2 separate regions of the Homo sapiens genome follow, and region 2 is linked to region 1. Evidence: chromatin loops called from intact Hi-C (ENCODE). Cell type or tissue: heart right ventricle. All regions are shown on one strand. Each heading gives the region's core, and the rest is flanking DNA. Links, peaks and the distances in the headings are about the cores only.

Region 1 (10,540 bases), core at 2,308-7,307:
GGACTGCCATCACTACCTTCACTGTGGACAGGGACAAGAGTATTTTACCCTTATTTTACAGGCTAAATGGAAGCCCAGGGGAAGGAGATTTTCTTTTCTTTTCTTTTCTTTTCTTTTTTCTTTTCTTTTTTTATTTTACTTTAAGTTTCGGATACATGTGCAGAACGTGCAGGTTTGTTACATAGGTATGGTGTGCCATGGTGGTTTGCTGCACCTATCAACCCATGATCTAGGTTTTAAGCCCTACATGCATTAGGTATTTGTCCTAATGCTCTCCCTCCCCTTGCCCCCTACCCTCCGACAGACCTTGGTGTGTGTTGTTCCCCTCCCTGTGTCCATGTGTTCTCATTGTGCAACTCCCACTTATGAGTGAGAACATACGGTGGTTAGGTTTTCTGTTCCTGTGTTAGTTTGCTGAAGATCATGGCTTCCAGCTTTATCCATGTCCCTGCAAAGGACACAATCTCATTCTTTTTATGGCTGCATAGTATTCCATGGTGTATATGTACTACGTTTTCTTTATCCAGTCTATCATTGATGGGGCTATTTAGGTTGGTTCTATGTCTTTGCTATTGTAAATAGTGCTGCAATAAACATACGTGGCATGTGTCTTTTTTTTTTTTTGAGACAGTCTCACTCTGTCACCCAGGCTGGAGTGCAGTAGCACAGTCTCGGCTCACTGCAACCTCCACCTCTTGGTTCCTCCTGAAGACTGTAGGGGGTACTTGGGGTCACTGAGGAAACAGAGAGCCAGCCTTGTCATCCCCTCTGCTTTTCGGCACATCCCCATCACAGAGTTGTCCACGTTTGCTAAGGTGGGAGGGAGGGCCATTTCCTGGGATGGTGATTGATAAAGGCCCCAGCCCACAGCCTAACTTTTGAAACAGCCCAGCTCATTAAAAAAGACTACACAAAAGTGTCCCAAGGGGCTTGGAGTGATATCCAGGCACCAAAGGACAAATAGGACAAGAGGGGATTTCTCCAGGAATTCAGGTTCCATGAGGGTGAAGAGTTCAGTTCTGCCCCATGGCCACCGGCAAGGTGCCAAGACCCTAGAGCCCCAAGACGGCACCCCCTGGAAAGCAGGCCCCCACAAAGCCTCCCAGATTCTAGGACCCAAGGAGAGCACCAACAGGGGCCGGACCTCCAGGAATTTGGGGGTACCTCAGGATAACCAGTACACAAGATGGATAGAGAAACCTCAATACCTCAGTATGTCCTGAGATCGTGGCCCTCATGCCATTAATGGGAACTCCATTAATAACCAAGAATTCACTTCCTGCCATGCTGCAGGGTAAGCACTTGGCATTTCATTTAACTTCACTTTGGGAACTGAGGTCCATGCAGGTCACATGTGTCTTTTACACTAGAGCACTGGGTACATCTTTGTATTAAGAGGTCAGGAAATGTTTGCTGCCTGAGTGAATGAGTGAATAAAGGAATGAATGAAGGAGCCCGTGATGGGGCTGTGTTCTGAGGAGGCGAGTGTCTTGTAACCTCTGCCAGCCTTCACTCACCTTTTTTCCCTGTAGTTCCCCAGCCGATTACCCAGCACATGCTTCCAATGGATGGCTTGAATTTGATGTTAGGGAGGCAGACAGGCTGGACGAAGGGGGACCACGAGATGGAGTCCCTGAGCTTTAGGAGGGCAATGTCCTGAGACATGAGATTGCTGAAATCCTTATGAATCACCATGCGAGTGAGCGGGAGCTGAGTGCTATTTTCTGGGCGCTGGTGGACTCCCACCATCACGGAGTACAGGCTGAGGTCCTTGAATCTGCAGGACCATGGGTAGGAGGCAGGTCGCCAATGGTAAGGCCATAAGTAAAGGAGGAGACAGGCCCTGAGCTCAGGACCACCCAGCCAGGCCCCCTGCTCCCAGATCCCTAGATTCACCAGGGACTCCCCAGGCCAGAAAGCAAAGTCCCCAGCCCCCGCTGACTGACCTCTGCAAGCAGTGCGCAGCCGTGAGGACCCACTGGTGGTGGATGAGGGAGCCACTGCAGATGTACGTGCCCAGGAAAAGGATGCTCACCTGCCATGGCCACTTGCCTACCTCTACCAGCTTCCCCTTCACCACCCTGCAGGACACGTTGGTCTGACCGCAGGCCCGGAGCCAGGGCCCTGAGGAAAGAGGATCTCAGGCAGCAAAGGGCAACCCTCACACCCCTGGACACAGCAGATTTGAGACAGAGAGAGCTGCCTTCCAGCCCTGTCATAAGCAGCCACTGCCACATGCACATGTGAGAAGGGGCTTTTCCCACTGCCTCAAAACTGGCAACCAGCCGGGCGCAGTGGCTCACACCTATAATTGCAGCACTTTGGGAGGCCAAGGTGGGGGGATCGCTTGAGGTCAGGAGTTCAAGACCTGCATGGCCAATATGATGAAACCCCATCTCTACTAAAAATACAAAAATTAGCCTGGCGTGGTGGCACGTGCCTGTAATCCCAGCTGCTCAGGAGGCTGAGGCAGGAGAATCGCTTGAACCTGGGAGGTGGAGGTTGCAGTGAGCCGAGATCGTGCCACAGCACTCCAGGCTGGGCGACGGAGCCAGACTCTATCTCAAAAAAAAAAAAAAAAAAAAAAAAAGGCAACCAAAGGCCAGGGTCAGCAGGTACCCCACATTCTAGAGTTCCCAAACAATGAGGACCAGACAACTCCTCCTGGGCTTGTTGTAAGCCATCACCCAGGACTCATCCTTGCCCGTAGTTTACACAAACAGATGGTTGGGGGAGAGAAGCAGAAGAGAGAATCACCACAGGGGCGAGCTGTCAGCCAGGGGATAGGTGATGGGGCACAAGTCGGCCAGGCTGCCTGTCCCCAGTGAAGAGTAATGTCACACTGCACTGCTCTAGGGGCCACCCATGCCCCTGGAGGTGCAGTCCTTGTGACCGTGTAGGGAAGTGAGTAGAGATGTGTGTCCATTCCCTCCTTGACTCTCACTGGCCCCAGCAGCAGGGGTGAGAAGAGAGCAGGCTGCACTGAACCAGGTGTGAGATGGAGATTTTAAACAGGCCCAGTCTGGATTGCTACAGGTATTTACTAACTAAACATCATAAAGGATAAGAAAGGGAGAAAGTCACACCAGTAATCACAGAGCTTTGGAAAGCCCAGGAGGGAGGATGGCTTGAGGCCAGGAGTTCAAGGCCAGCCTGAGCAACATAGCGAGATCTTATTTCTACAAAAGCAAAATTAATCAGGTGTGGTGGTGCACACCTGTAGTCCCAGCTACTCAGGAGACTGAGGCGGGAGGATCACTTGAGCCCAGGAGTTCAAGGCTACAGTGAACTAGGATTGCACCCTCCATTCCAGCCTGGGTGACAGAGCAAGACCCTGTCTCTAAAAAAATTTTAATCTTTTTTTTTTAAATATGGAACGCTTCACGAATTTGCATGTCATCCTTTTTTCACCCCCAAAGAGTCTATTGAACACAGGTATTGAATTCTGGCTACAGCACTCGCAAACCACTGAAGCTCTGTGAGTCTCAGTTTCTCACTGTGAAATGGGATGCTGGTGAAGCTCGCCTCACAGGGTGTTGCGACCTCACTCAGTCTCAGCCGCGCTGATACAGAGTGGGCACTAAGCCTCACTTCCTCATCATCGCAAGATGGGGTCTCCTATGACTGTGCCTCCCAAACAAGCTCACTCGTTCCATGGATGTTAGTGTTAGTGTTAGTGTTAGTCTGTTCCTTTTTTTTTTTTTTTTTTTTGAGATGGAGTCTCACTTTGTCACCCAGGCTGGTGTGCGGTGGTGTGATCTCAGCTCACTGCAACTTCCACTTCCCAGGTTCAAGCTGTTTTCGTGCCTCAACCTCCTGAGTAGCTGGGATTACAGATGTGCACCACCATGCCCAATTTTTGTATTTTTAGTAGAGACAGGGTTTTGCCATGTTGGCCAGGCTAGTCTCAAGTGATCCGCCCTCCTTGGCCTCCCACGGTGCTGGGATTACAGGCGTGAGCCACTGTGCCCACTGCGTTCCCCCATTTTTAATAAGGCTCTTCCCTCCTGTCATGGTCACCCTTGAAATTGGAACCGCCCTGACACCGTTTGGGTCCCCAGTCTGCTGAGGATGTACCACCCACCAGGACATGGACACACCAAGGCCCTTCAGGCATGAGGACAGCCCGACACAGGCACCCGGCAAACAGACCCCTCCAGCCTCCGTCCCATGCCCCTGAAGCCTTACCTTCAATAGACGGCTGATAATCTAATCTGGCAGAGGAAAGCGGAGATGTAAGGCTTTGAAGATCCCCCGGCCCACAGGCCATGGCAAGTGGGTATCTACTCCTCAATGCTCCTTCTAACGGATGTGGAGGCAGAGGGGATGGGGCACCTCTACTATGCCAAGATTCTAGAACTCATGCTTTGTGTGTTCATGACTGTGGGGAGTAGGCATCCGCCCCAAGGTTGGAGGCCTACCTGGCTGTGGCAGTCACAGGACTCTGAGAAGGAGGCAGTGTGGTCATGGCAAGGCCCTGCCAGGGCCACAAGGTGATGCTGCTGTCAGGAACCTCCCTGGAGTGGTACTCCCGGTGCTCGGCCCGTGACAGTGCCTCCTAGGCCCAGCTCTCTGCAGTGTACCCTATGTCCAGCCTTGGCCTTGATGGTGCCCCCAGTGTGTAGTTCTGAGCCTGTGACAGTACGATGTGCCTGGCTCGTGACAGTGCCTGGTACCTGGCCCATGAAGCACCCTAGTGCCCAGCCCAGGCTCCTTTGTGAACCCCCTCTCACGCCTCCCTGGAGGTGTGGAAACTGAGGCACTGAGAGGGAGATAACTAGTTCTTGTAGTATGTGATGTGATTGAGGTGGAACTGGAGGTTTCTTTTTTCCCTCAGGGTCTGTATTTTCTTTACTTTTCTTTTTTTTTTTTTTTCCAGACAGGGTCTCATTCTGTCACCACGCTGGAGTGTGATGGTGGTGAGATCATAGCTCACTGCAGCCTCCACCTCCCAGGCTCAAGCAATCCTCCTACCTTAGCCTCCCGAGTAGCTAGGACCACAGGTGTGCACCATCATGCCTGGCTAATTTTTTTTAATTTTTTGAGAGACAAGGTCTCACTGTGCTGCCCTGGTCTCAAGCTCCAGGGATTACAGGCATGAGCCACTATGCCCAGCCCAAGGTCTGTATTTTCAAAGGAAAGAGCTCCTGGGTTGAGGAAATCTAGGTATGTTTAACCTGGCAGGGTGGCTTCCTAAGAGGAAGCCACTTGCAGACTTGGGTCTTCACAAATCAGCAGAATGAATGACATCTGGGGACACCTCGTCACCACTCCCCCGAGGTCTCCCTTCCCAAGGATCCCAGGCTCCTCACACTGTCCATGCAGGAAGCTCCTGCTCCACCCTGCAGCCAGTGCTGCCAAGGACACGGAGTGACGAGGTTGTTCACACACTGCTGGGGAGATAAACTGACATGACCACTATAAATGACTGTTTGGAATCATTTAGCAGAGCAGAAAGTGTGCCTACCCCACAACCCACAGTTCTACTCCTGGCTTCATGCCCTAGAAACTGCACAGATGCAGCAGGACAGGTGCAAGAGACTGTTCACTAGCAGTGCTGCTGGGAAGGGTCCCAGCTGGAAACTACCCAACTGCCATCCAAGGTGCAACAGCTACGCGGAATCTTCAGCGGCAGTGAGAATGGATGAGCTGCTGCTACACCTAGCTGGAAGGTGACGCTCATAACCCTATTCTGAGTGAGACAATTCAGATACAAAAGTCAGATACAGTCTGTGTACTGTATGAAATTAAAAAACAGGCAAAACAAACTAATTTTAGAGCTATATGGTAGAAAATCAAGGAAATTATTATCTGTACAATCAAATTCCCTCCAGGGGGAAAGACATAGAAAGGGAAAGAGGGAGAAAGAAAAGAGAAACTTCAGAGAAGAGAAACGCTATCACTCTTCTGCCTTTGCAGAAAATAATTCTTTGGGGGAAACAACCAATCAATAAAACAAAACAGGATAACTGAATAAAGATCAGGCATATCTGTTATCACAACCAATGTGAATGCATAGAATTCTACTTTTAAAATAAAAAGATCTTCATGTTGGGTAGAAAAAAACCCATCCACATACTACTTATTAAAGACACACCAAAAACAAAGTGGCATAAATAAGGTGAAAGTAAAAAGATGTGGCTGGGCTTGGTGGCTCACACCTGCAATCCCAGAACTTTGGGAGGCTGGGGTGGGTGGATGGCTTGAGCCCAGGAGTTCGACACCAGCCTAGCCAACATAGTGAGACCTCGTCTTTAGAAAAAATTTAAAAAATTAGCCAGGTGTGGTGGCATGCACCTGTGGTCCCAGCTACCCGGGAGGCTGAGATTGTGGTGAGCTGAGATCACGCCACTGCACTCCAGACTGGGCAACAGAATGAGACCCTGTCTCAAAAAATATTAATTTTAAAAATTAGAAATTAATTAAATTTTTAAAAGATAGGCAAAAATATATTTATATGCAAGCAAAAGTGGCAATGGCAATGTGAATCTCTAAAAATGATTCAAGACAAATTATTTAAACAGAAAAAGAAAGCTATTTTGTGTTGAAAAAGGCACAAATTGCAATATGTAACATCATAAAGTTCTGTCCATCAATAAAATAACATCAAACATATGAAACAAAATCAATCAGCAACACATGAGAAGCTGGAAAATCTCTCTTGCAGTGGGAGAGTCTTCTCCAACTCACTCTGTCCTTGAGAGACGGAATAGCTATAAACTACTAATAAAATAATACTAATAATTAGAGCAATACGTTATTTAAAAACCTTACTGGGTGTGCCCAAGGCAAATTCATAACCTTAAAGATATTTAGTATTGAATAACAGAGAATGAAAATAAATGACCTAAATACTCAAATCTAAAAACTATAAAAAGTGGAAAATAAACCAGAGGAAAATCTGAAGGAAAAAAAGTACAAAATATAAAATTGTACCTCAATCAATTAGAAGAACTGCCAAAATTAAGAATGAACTCTGATCTGGATCTTTGAAAAAACAAGTAATGTTACATAGGACAAAAGGCATGTTTTATATTGATAGGGTGTAACCCACTAAGATAATACAGCAGGCATGAACCCTGTATTCCTAACAACACAGCTTTGAAACATAGAAAGCAAGAATTGTGCAAGAAGAAATAGGCAAATTCTTAAGTTTTGCAGTAAACTTCTTAGAAATCAACAAATTATGCAGCCGTAAAATATGTCAGGTGTTGAGATAATTTGAATAACACAATCAACAAGCCTGATCCAATCAGTTATGGCTCAAACTTCGTTCTAAAACACACACTTTTAACTATTTTAGGTTCAGGAGTACATGTGCAGGTTTGTTACTTAGGTAAACTTGTGTCACAGGGGTTTGTTGTACAGATTATTTCATCACCCAGATACTATGCCTTGTATCCAACAATTATTTTTTCTGCTCCTCTCCCTCCTCCTTTGCATCACTAAAACCAAGGAGGCTCCAGGAACAATGCTGCTGTTGTTCCCCTCTATGTGTCCATGTGTTCTCATCATTTAGCTCCCACTTAGAAGTGAGAACATGTGGTATCTGGTTTTCTGTTCCTGCATTAGTTTGCTAAGGATAATGGCCTCCAGCTCCAACCATTTTCCCGCAAAAGACGTATCTCTTTCTTTTTTATGGCTGCATAGTATTCCATGGTGTTTGTGTAACACATTTTCTTTATCCAGTGTCATTGATAGGCCTTTAGGTTGATTCCATGTCTTGGCTATTGTGAATAGTGCTGCAATGAACACTTGTGAAAACACACACTTTCATTTCAGACGCACAACACTCACTAAGACTAACCAAATACTAAGCCACAAATAAAACCTCAAAAAATTCAAAAATGCAGAAATAATTAAATTCATACACAGTCGTGCATCACTTAATGACAGGGATACAGTATGAGAAATGCATTGTTAGGCAATTTCATCACCATGCAAACATAAGACTGTGCTTACACACGCCTAGATGGTACATATATATTTTTATGTATATGTATTTTTTCATCAGGAAAACCAAATGTCCCAGCACCATTAGTGAATGTCAGTCATTCCCTTACTTGTCTGCAATGCCACTATCAACTACCATATATCAGGTTTCTATATATGCTCCATTATAATCTTATGGGACCACTCTTGTATATGTGGTCTGTAATCGACTGAAATGTCATTATGTGGCATATGACTGTAGTGATATAGAGAAAAAGAAGCCCTCATTCCTCCCAAGAACTACCCATCAGGAAATTAAATAACACCCTTCTATATAACTCTTGGACTAAATAAGAAATATACTGTGAAATTATAAACAATACAGAAATGAATGACAATGAGGCCAGTACGTATCAAATCCTGTGAAATATGGCTAAAGTGGGACTCAGAGGAAAATTTATGGAATTAACTGAAAATACTAGAACACAAAGAACTCTAAAATAATGAACTAAGCCCACTACTCAAGAGGTTACAAAAAGAGCAATAAAATAATCACATGGAGGCATCCACTTCTCATTTTGGTATATTTTCTTCTACATTTTTTTCTTAAAAAAGAAGATTATGAGATATATATATATATCTAGATATATATATCTTTGAAATATATATATATATTTGAAGGCAAATTCATAACCTTAAAGATATTTATTATTGAATAACAGAGAATGAAAATAAATGACCTAAATACTCAAATCTAAAAACTATAAAGAGTAGAAAATAAACCAGAGGAAAATCTGAAGGAAAAAAAGTACAAAATATAAAATTGTACCTTAATCAATTAGAAGAACTGCCAAAATTAAGAATGAACTCTGATCTGGATCTTTGAAAAAACAAGTAATGTTACATAGGACAAAAGGCATGTTTTATATTGATAGGGTGTAACCCACTATATATATCTAGATATATGTATCTATATATACAGATATATAGACATATATGTAGATATATATCTCTCTAGAGATATATGTAGATATATATCTCTCTAGAGATATATGTAGATATATATCTCTCTAGAGATATATGTAGATATATATCTCTCTAGAGATATATGTAGATATATATCTCTCTAGAGATATATGTAGATATATATCTCTCGAGAGATATATGTAGATATATATCTCTCTAGAGATATATGTAGATATATATCTCTCTAGAGATATATATAGATATATGTAGATATATATCTCTAGAGATATATATAGATATATATCTGTATAGCTCTAGAGATATATATAGATTTTTTTTTTTTTTTGAGACAGAGTCTCACTCTGTCACCCAGGCTGGAATGCAGTGGCGCAATCTCGGCTCACTGCAAGCTCCGCCTCCCAGGTTCAAGCCATTCTCCTGCCTCAGCCTCCCGAGTAACTGGGACTACAGGTGCCCACCACCACGCCCAGCTAATTTTTTGTATTTTTTAGTAGAGACGGGGTTTCACCATATTAGCCAGGATGGTCTCGATCTCCTGACCTCGTGATCCACCCGCCTCAGCCTCCCAAAGTGCTGGGATTACAGGCATGAGCCACCACGCCTGGCCTATGAGCAATAATTTTTAAGAAAAAAATGTAGAAGAAGATATACCAAAATGAGAAGCGGATGCCTCCATGTGGTGGGACTCCAGGGGACGTCTATTTTCTTTAGGCTCGACTATGTTTTCTAATTTTCTACAATAAACATGCACTACTTTTATAATTGGTTTAAAAAAAAAGAAAGCTGCTTTTGGAGTACTATTGTGAGTCACTCCTACTGCAGCCTAAAAGCCTGCATGTTTCAACTGTTCCCTTAACAGCATGCCCACTTTACAGACAAGGAAACTGAGGTCACAGGCCCAGACTTTTTCCTTAAACCCCAGCACTAATGATACAGCAAAAACCAGCAGTCCCCACTCCAGACAGCCTCCTGGCAGACTTAATTCCAGGAAGCTCTGCCATCCCACCCACGGCCAACCCCCAGGACTACCCCAGAAAAGAGAAAAGAGTCAGCTCAAGTTTGCACATGTTTAATCCCTGCTCTCCTGGTCCCAGATTCCAGAATCCTTCTAGGCCACACTTCCCTTCTCCTGCTCACCCAAGGCCTAGTCATCCACCACACTTCTCCTCACCGGGATGCCAAAGCCAGACCCATTCTCCCAGGGGTTACTCTTCCCCACCCTGACTCTTTTTGAAGATGGACACATGACCTTGGTCAAACCATCTGGCCCCATTCAGCAGAGGCAAGGCAGGAGGAGGAAAAGGTAGGGAGGTCAGGAGCCCATCTGGGGCTGCAGCAGCCAGCACAGGAACAGGAGGCAGGCAGAGGCACAGGGACCTGAGAAGGCTCCATTGCTCATTTGCTTCTTGATCCATTTGGTGTATTTGGTGATGCGGGTGTACACACCTGGATTCTGTGCCTTCACGCAGGCCTTTTCCCAGGACAACACCCCAGCCAGAATCCATCTGCCCTCAACTTCACAAGCCAATGGCCCTCCAGAATCCCCCTAGGCAAAAAGAGAGGAGTGATGGAGGCTGTGGGTCCAGCTGGGCCTGCTGGGCCCTGTGGACCCATGCCCACC
Region 2 (9,809 bases), core at 3,126-8,125, 95 kb after region 1:
CTCATAAAATCTACTTTTAGCAAAAGAATTCTGCTAAGTCCATTTAGCCAGAACTCCCATTCTTGATATCTGATTATCCTCATTATCTGATCAGGTTCCTCATCCTCTCCCGTCCCCCAGGTGATGTCTGATCACTCTGGTCTATCTTAAGCAAGAATTCTGTTAGGTCAGATTAGCCAGGATCCCTCTTACCCCTTACTATGGTTTCACTGTGTCCCCCAAAGTTCATGTGTTGGAAACTTTATCCCTAAAGCAAAAATGTTTGGAGATGGGCCTAATGGGAAGTGTTTAGGTCATGAGGGCTCCACCAATTAATACATTATAATCAAATTTTATAACAGAATTAATGCTGATTATGAAAGGGCTTCAGGTTATAAGTTATCTCTCTCTCTCTCTCTCTTTCTCTCTCTCTCTCACCCTTCTGCCTTCTGCCACAGGATGACACAGCAAGAAGGCCCTCACAAGATGCCAGCACCTTAAGACTGGACTTTCCAGCCTCCAGAACTGTAAAAAATAAATTCTCTTTTATAAATTACCCAGACTGTGGTATTCTGTTAAAGCAACACAAATGAACTAAGACACCCCTGATGTTTCTTCTCAGTAATTTTCCATCCACTGATCCCCACACTGCTCTTTGGTTATAAATTCCCACATGTCTACGCTGCATTCAAAGTTGAGTCCAGTCTCTCTTCCTCATCCTGGGAGACCCTATTGCAGTGATCCCTAAACCTGTTTTAATGGTCTTCAATAAAGTCTTCCTTGCTGTGCTTTAATAAATATTACTGAATAATTTTTTCTTTAACAGTGAACATTGTTGCTATTTTCTTCAGGTCTGTGGCTTTTACTTTCATTTTCTTAATACTGTCTTTCTAAGAGCAGAAGATTTTAATTTTGTTAAGATCCAATATATCATTCTTTTCTTATGTGGTACATACTTTTTGAATCTTATTTAAAGAATTTTTGCCTACTAAAGATCAGAAAGATTTTTCTTCAAGCTTTCTTAGAGAAGCTTTATAAATTCAGGTTTTACATTTAGTTCTATAATATGTTTTCAGTTAATTTTTCTACATAATGCAAGATAAGGACCAAGGCTCATTTTTTTTTTTTTTTTTTTTTTTTTTTTTTTTTGCATAGGAATATCGCATCATTCCAGCACCGTTTATTAGACTTACCCTTTCCCCCAATTAATTACCTCAGCACTTTTGTTGAAATCAATTGGCCATATGGGTGGGGGCCTATTTCTGGACTCTCTATCCTGTTTCATTGATATATATACGTATGGCAGATGCACCTGAAAGCAATAATTTAACTTAAGCATACCTGGAGAATGACCCTACCATCTAAGAAGAATGTGTATTCAAATTCCAGAGCTAAGGAATCCAGGAGTGGCCATCCTAGAGATTTCCTCCTTGTCTATGAAGAACATCTGAACCTCCAGCCCATCCCTTGGAACACAGGCCATATAGGGGGATCAAGGCCCTTTGTTTTGGATTAGATGGAGGTTGCTAGGTGGTGGGTGCTAGGTGAAAATGCATGTTTCTTACAAACAGTAGCAGTTCTCCTGTCCAGCCTACTGCCACTGGACCACCCCTGTATATAAGTCCCCCCAATAAACCCTATGTCTCATTCACTGCCTCCAGCTCTTTTCTTCAGCCTCGTGGATACAGTGCCATCCCTATTAGAATCAACAGGGCTCCAGCACAACACCTTATGCCAATACAACTCTGTCTTAATTACCATACCTTTATAGTAGGTCTTGAAATCCAATAGTTATCTGCATCGGTTAATTCTAGGTCCAATATGGATGAATCTCAAAAACAATGTGTGGAAAAAATATGTGGAGGGTAAGAAGCCAGACACAAAAGAGCATTTGCTATATGGCTCCATTTATATGAGGTTCAATAACATGCAAACCTAATCTGATAGTAATCAGAACGGTAGCTAGCCGCCAGTCTCTACCCTTTTTTTTTTTAAACAGAGTCTTACTTTGTTGCCCAGACTGGCATGCAGCAGCACAATCTCGGCTCACTGCAACCTCGACCTCCCAGGTTCAAGCAATCCTCCCACCTCAGCCTCCTGAGTAGCTTGGACTACAGGCATGCACCAACATGTCCAGCTAATTTTTGTATTTTTAGTGAAAAGACGGGATTTCACCATGTTGTCTGGGCTGGTCTCGAACTCCTGGGCTCAAGAAATCTGCCTTCCTCAGCCTCCCAAAGTGCTGGGATTACAGGTGTGAGCCACTGTCCAGCCTCTACCAATCTTTATTCAAGTAAATATTCACATGCACCTTCTTTCCATAGGCAAAACACACTAATCCTCTCCTAAAAGGAGGCAACTTCAATGTTTCATAAACAAAGAAGGAAACTGGAAGCAATAATGGGCTCTGCATCATATCAAAGAACTACCCTGGGACCCATAGGGTAATGAGGGAAATGAGCCAGAATCAGTAAGCACCCCAACCTGTCATCTCCCTAACCCTCAGCCCTGTGTTTTCCATAGAGCCTGATTAAAGTGATCTGGTGCTCAAGGCTTGGAGAAGGAGGGGCAGAAATAGGCAGAAAATGGAGGTTGCAGTTTGGGGTGTAGTGCCCTGACCACTCTCTTGCTTCCAGTTTCTCTCGCTTCCTCCTTCCCAGATGCAATGACTAGCAAACTCAGCTACAAAGCTCCATGCGGAAATGCTGATGGCCATGGAGAGCATAGGCAGCAAAACCCAACTGTCTAAAACCATCCATCCAACTCACAACTGGGCAGGCAGAGACTTCCTCTCTCACTCTTTAGTTTAAAAAGAATCATCAACATCTTCCTAAGCTTAATGTGAGGTAAGTTGTCTTCAGTGTCCCCAATAACCAGGCCAGTAGACATGGAGAACATAGGAGACTCTCCAAACATTTATTTAGTTGATTTCTGAAAACTCTGCACTCCATAACTGCCTCAATACAACTTGTAGTGTCTCTGAAAGTGGCCACTAGGGCACTGAGGAAGGGGGTGCCAAGAATGGGTAGCCCCAAGAGAGTTAGTGTGGCAGAGGCTGTCCACTCACAGATGGATCCACACTGGGCTGCAGGGGAACTTCTCCCAGCCCCAGACAACTGAGCCTAGAGTGGAAGTCCCAGGCCTCACACCTCTGCAGGGACCTGGTAACGCCTCCTTCACGCTGAGCAATCACCCAGCTGGCTGGTTTCACAAAGTCTTAGGTGGGAGCCCTGAAACCAGAACCACATCTAACACTTGCTTCACTGTTGATGATGTCTCTTCTTTGATAGATGTTCCCCCAGATACTGATGAGTCACTGTGGCCCACCTGGCAGGGAGGCTGGTCCTCTAGCTGGAATTAGTTCACCCCCTCCTTCCCACTAGCCAGAGCACAGCCCTGGTGCAGGCATGGCTGAGGCAGGTGACCAGAGCACCAGGCAGGGGCACTTTCCAGGCCCCAGTCTCCCTGCTGTGCTCTATTGTATGGATCTCCAGAGGGCCCGTGGATTCCAACTGGGATTTTCAGAAACGGCATTGAGAAGGAGTGGGAGGTTGGAGGAGAGGCCTAGTATGAGACTCAGAAACAAAAGGGGAGTGGGCTGGGGTGATCACTGGGCCACCAGGATGCCCAGGGGCAGCACCAAATGCAGGACTAAGATGAGGAACACTGCTGGATACAAACAGGTAGCCTGATCCACCACTGCAATCAGCCACTTACTGTAGACACCAATTTCTGTATAAACTCCAGGCAACCCTCAGCGACCACAGCCGATGCCCCAGCTCACAATCCCTACCTGGACCCATGTGTCATTATATTCACAGGCCAAGCGGCCCCCAGAATCTCCCTAGAGAAAGAGAAAGAAACGAACTTCAGAAATTGAATAGGATCTATATCAGAGCAGACTGACTGTACTACAAGGTGTTGAGGAGACAGGCACACATAGGGCTTCCTCTGGCACCTCAAAGGCCCCACCACCCAGATTTCTGTGAATATGACAACTGAATATGTGAGCATGGGAACTAAAAAGTTAATGGGAAAACTTTAATATGCTCTGAGAAAATGATGGCTTCTCATTTTCCAAACTATAGTGGCTGTTAAACGTCTTGAACCTCTGCATGGCAGCCCACTAAATCCTCATATTTAGCCTGAAGTTTCTCTACAACTCCTAACCTACATAGCCAGCTCCCTCCATATTTTCAGTTCCACTCTCAGACAGCCCCACACCCTCCAACTCAAGCAGAATTCTGCGTGTCCTTTCCCAAACCTCCTCTGCTGACCAATCATCTCAGTCAGAAAAACAGGGTCCTCCTGAACCTCTCCCTCACCCCCACCCCTACATGCAGTCAGTCAACAAGAATGAATGGGTCAAACTCAAAAACACCTTCACCGGCCTCCCTGCCCCAGGCACTGCTCAGGACTCCATTTATCACAGCCTAGGTGATGAAAACAAGCATTTAGACTTCTATCTATGCACCACACAGCTCAGGGAGTCATTTATCTAAAAGGCAAATCTAATTATGCTCACCAAGCCTCCCTCCCAAGTCCTGCCAGAGCAAAATCTAGAAACTTGGCACCGCACTCCAAGCCATACACATTCTGACTCCAACCCACTTCTCAGCCACATTTGCTGCCTCATTTCTCCAAATGTGTAAAGTGTCCCTTAACATGAGAAGTTCCCTCAGACCTCTGAGCCACTGTACATGCTATTCCCTCTTCTTACAATGCTGTTTTCCTCTTTCCAAGAAATCCAAATACTCATTCTCTAAGACCCAGCTCTAATGCCTCCTCCTCAGGAAGGCAGCTTGGTGCCGAGGGAAGAGCATGGGTCTGGGAGTTGGTACTCACAGGAGGATCCTGAAGTAATGTCCTTGGATATCACCTTTCACATTCATCCAAGGGGTGTGATGTTTATGTTGCGGGGTTGTGGTGTGGTTTAACTGAGATAATGAGGGTTAATGTCCACACTGGCATGGTGAGCGTCACATAGGAGAACCTCAATTAGTACAGCATATGTTATTAGCATTACCCACCCCAACTTTCCCACATGCCAGCAGTGCCCCCAGGCAGTGCAATCTCCCTTTTGAAAGAACAGACCAGGCCAAGTTAGGGCAGCCATGGCAGGTTTCCCTCTATGAATCTCTTTAACTCAACTAGGTGTGAATAGAGGAAGCAGCAAATAACCCAGACTCTGCCATCTGAGAATGGGGAAAGGATCCATGAATTTACTTGACAAGAATCCTTTCCTTGTTCTTTATAGCCACAGACCATCCCTTTTATTATTACATCCTTAGTAGATGACAAGGCCTTCTGTATTATCTTATTACATTCCTCATAGCACATGATGTATTGGTCCACATCCTGAAGAATTTCTGATGCAAGTTTCTCTCCTATCAAAGAAGATCATCAGATCTGCACAAGTGGACAATAGGCCCCTAAGCACCCAGCATCCCTCTGGAAAAAGGCCAAGGCAGTGAGTATTATTCTCATTTGACACAGAAGGCCCAAAGTTGACATGGAGAGAGGAGGACGTAAGAAACAAAACCAAGACAGGAACAGGAAGAATATTTCAGGAGAGGGAGAGGCAAGGCCTTGCCAACCTGAGAAATGACAACCAAGTATCGTCACTGTAAGTATCAGTAGTAATAGTGAGAGTGTGTCCTGTGCATCAGTAAAGCATCTTTACTGTCTAGAGCAGGATCACAGACTCTCAGGCAGAAAATGCCCCAGAAGTACCAAATCCAGCTTCTCCCCAGGGATAGGAGGGCATACACCCGACCCATAGGAGTCTTCTGGTTCTCTCTACATCCCCAGGAACAGAAAATACCCTATCCACCAAAGCAGGTGCTTCGAATGAGGAGCAGCTCTGACTGGCAGACAGCTCATCACCCTCTGAGCTGTTCCTGGGGAGAACTTTATAGCATCTTGCTCTGTCCAGGGAACCTAAAAATCCCCCAAACCAGTCAAGCACAGTGCCCCCACGAATCCACAGAAGGAGATGTTGCCCATGTGTTTCTTCTTCTCCTGGCTGAGCAACTCCAGTTCCAGGACAGAAGTCTTCCTAAATGGCTGCCATCAAATATTTGTGTTGCAACAAAAGAACTCAACCCAGTTTCTGATGTCACCCAAGCCAACCAGGAACCATGACCCTGACTGCTGCTAAACTGCGTGCCCCTCACCACCTGCCACTCACCAGGCAGTTTGCCTCCCTGCCCCTTTCTGTGGCCTTCATGTCTACTCCAGGAGTAAGGGTGCCTCCTCTCTGCCCCAAGTTTGCTTCCTGCCTTGAAGTCTCACCACGTTCTGGTGTTTTGCCCCATCCGGTCACCCAGCACCTGGTCCTACCTTCCACCTGGAAATTCTCCTGAGGGATGCAGATAGGCTGGATGTTTGAGGTAAAATTCACAGGATGTTGGAGCTGGAGAAGGGCAAGGTCATTTCGAATGGTTGTAACTGTTGAGAACTTAGGGTGGACAAAAGCTCTTTGGACTGAGACCACCACACTTGTGTTTTCATTATAGACACTCCGATCTCCCATCTTGACACTGTAATGGAAACGGCTGTGGAAGAGATGCCTCTAAGAGAAGGCCTGGGAAACATCCTTTGTGCCTTTTCCATACATTTCCAATGTTTCTGAAACTGGCCTCAACCTCCCGGGCCACTGTCCCTACCACCCCATCGCCATCACCAAAAACCCTTCCTTGATCACTCTCAAACTTGGTTTGTCTGCCCGACTTAGACATGCCTACAGCAAGACGACCGATGCACTCCGGCTTCACTGTGAGTTTTGTTTCTTTGTCGCCAAATTGCCGGGGCAATGGAACTGTGTGTGCTTGAGGGGGCCGGCCCCCAGCCCCGCGTGCCGCTCCTCACCTGGAAATGCAGTGGCCTGCCGTCAGCACCCACGTGGCGGTGACCAGGGTGCCGCCGCAGATGTGCCTGCCTTTGGTCCTCACGCTCACCTGCCAGGGCCACCTCCCTTCCTCCGCGTCCACTCCTCCCACGATTCTCAGAGGGGTTCGGCCACACACTGGGGTGAGGATAGTGTAGGATGAAGAACTCACTCAAAGACACAGGAGTTGACTCCCCCGGGCGCCCCGACGACAGCCAAGAAGGAGGCCATGTCCCCCGGGGCTCCCGAGCCACGCTTCAGATTCCCCGGGCCGCGGACCGCAGGCTCCCAGGTAGCACCTGCCCCAGCCTGGCGCCCCAACCTCCGCCTCCGGGCCTCCCACGCAGTGAGTCACCTGGAAAGGACGTAAACAGATTGAGTGGGGGGCCCGCTTCAGGTCCTGGAGCCGGGCTCGCTTCGGGGTTCTCGCCGCCCTCCTCTGAGAGGAGAGGGGACGGGAGGCGTGGCGCCGCCATGCCCGCCCAGTTCTGCCCGGGCCAGGGCTGAAGGAGCAGAAGCCACGCCAGGAGGCCCCGGGAGCCGCCGCCAGAGGACATGTCATGGATACCGGCTGCCCCTCTCCAGACAGCTCGCGCCCCTGCCAGGGGTTGGCTGGAACCAGGGCGCCTGCGAGGGACGAGGGGGCAGGGCCGGTGCCTAGGGGGTGGAAATGGCCGAGCCGACTTGTTGGACCCCGGTCCTGCTAGATTCCTTGTCTGAATGGGAAATGTCGCCCTCGCGGTTTCACTCAGATCCTCACTCCAGACTATGTCCAGCCAGAACCCTGCCCAGGGCCAAGGGATTAGGGTACTTCTGAGGAAACTGCCCCTGATGGAGAACTCCCGCTTTAGGGTCGGCACTTAGGAGGCTGGTGCGATGCTGCCCCTGACCTTGTAGGCATGGTACCTGGCCTGGAGCTGGTCAGGATGGGCCTTCTGGGAATTCATGGAGGAGCCCTCATTCTCCATAGCGTCCTCAAATCAGGGCTTCATTCACCAGACCTAGATATCGGGGTAGGAGGGCTTTACAGATTAAGCAGGCTAGACAGAGGAGTGGGCTGCTCTTCTGTTTCAGTCGCAGGGACATCTTTTAAACAGCCCGCAGGTCAATCCACTCTTATTAGCTCTGTGTCCCTAATGTCTAATCTGTCTGTTCTGGTAGCTCATCCTTTTGTCTGCTGCCCAAGAGCTACTACCAAGCCTCTGCCTCTCCTGGCTTCATCTTTGTTGAAGTTGGAGGAAAAACAACAACAATAACAACTTTTGAATTGCTGTATGTTCCACTTTTTCCTGTCCAAAAGTGGACAGCCATGACAGTGTTTTCCACGGATGCCAGTGCTCTCCTCACCAATTTATTGTTCTAAGTCTTGGTGAAGGGGGCATTCTCTATGGCCCTCTTGGAGCTCAGAGGAGTGGGCGAGCAGGTCACACATCATGAATCCATCCCAATATTTGCCTCTCTCTAACTCTGTCTCTACATTGAACAAGTGTAAGGACCAGCCCTACCAGGCCTGTGGGTTTTTCTCCTCGTGTGCGGAGACAAGAGATCGTAGAAATAAAGACACAAGACAAAGAGAGAGACAGACAGCTGGGCCCAGGGTACCACTACCACCAAGACGCGGAGACCGGTAGTGGCCCTGAATGCCTGGACACGCTGCTATTTATTGTATTCTAGGCAAGGGGGCAGGGTAAGGAGTATGAGTCATCTCAAATGATTGATAAGGTCACGCAAGTCACGTGTCCACCCGACAGGTAGCCGAGGGAGAGAGGAAAGGCAGCATACATCAGCATTTCTTCTATGCACTTATCAGAAAGATCAAAGACTTTAATACTTTCACTAATTTTGCTACTGCTATCTTCTAAGAACTTAAAAGGAGGAGCCAGGCGTACAGGCAGAATATGAAAGTGGACAAGGAGCATGACCACTGAAGCACAGCACCACAGGGAGATGTTTAAGCCTCCGGATGACTGCAGGCAGGCCTGGCCTCCCACAAGAGCTGGTGGAGCAGAGTGTTCTCTAACTCTTCCAGAGAAAGGGAGACTCCCTTTCCCAGTCTGCTAAGTAACAGGTGCCTTCCCAGGCACTGGCACTACTGCTAGACCAAGGTCTGCTAAGCAACGGGTGCCTTCCCAGGCACTGGCGCTACCACTAGACCAAGGATCTCTCAAGAAGCCCTTATCTGGGCATGACAGAGGGCTCACGCTCTTGTCTTCTAGTCATCTCTCACAGTGTCCCTTCAGCTCCTAATTCTGTATGGCCTGGTTTTTTCTAGGTTATAATTATAAAACAGAGATTATTATAATAATAGAACAAAGTAATACTACAAACTAATGATTAATAATAATCATACCTATATCTTATTTCTAGTATAACTTTTCTTAATTTAATTATTTTCTTTATTATACTGGAACAGCTTGTGCCTTCAGTCTCTTGCCTGGGCACCTGGGTGGCTTGCCGCCCACAAACAAGGAATTTCTGACATATCACACTTGGTAGTCAAGTGTGGGCCACCACTGAGTTCAGGTTTAAAACAACCAAGTGGCAGCCAGGTGCGGTGGCTCACACCTGTAATCCCAGCACTTTGAGAGGCCAAGGCAGGAGGATTGCTTGAGCCCATGAGTCACGAGTTCATATCCAGCCTGGGCAACATGGAGAAATCCTGTACCTACAAAATATAAAAAGATTAGTTGGACATGGTAGGCTGTGCCTGTAGTCCTAGTTACTCAGGAGGCTGAGGTGGGAGGATCCCTTAAGCCCGAGGGTTCCAGGCTGCAGTGAGCCATGATCGCACCACTGCACTGCAGCCTGGATGACAGAGCAGGACTCTGCCTCAAAAATAAAAATAAACAAGTAAACATGTAAAGCAAGGGTGTCCAATCTTTTGGCTTTCCTGGGCCACACTGGAAGAAGAATTGTCTTGGACCACACACAAAATATGTTA

What was found. Peaks named below come from ENCODE experiments on the same cell type or tissue, not always from the same donor. Only the 100,000 strongest peaks of a DNase experiment are listed, where the experiment ranks them.
Region 2: it touches region 1 in a loop (2.3-fold over the local background); 3 of 110 quality-filtered maps call a loop at or near these places.

Annotation. Positions count from the first base shown.
Region 1 is chr3:46,732,119-46,742,658 of GRCh38, forward strand. It overlaps the pseudogene PRSS46P and the pseudogene PRSS45P. Among named protein-coding and RNA genes, the nearest start is that of PRSS50, 20 kb to the left of the region's middle. In heart right ventricle, for the core only: no CTCF peak of the experiment used is centred there; a DNase peak (open chromatin) is centred at 5,373.
Region 2 is chr3:46,826,671-46,836,479 of GRCh38, forward strand. It overlaps the pseudogene PRSS42P. Among named protein-coding and RNA genes, the nearest start is that of MYL3, 32 kb to the right of the region's middle. RefSeq lists an enhancer at 3,387-3,516. In heart right ventricle, for the core only: no CTCF peak of the experiment used is centred there; no DNase peak of the experiment used is centred there; H3K27ac peaks cover 118 bases.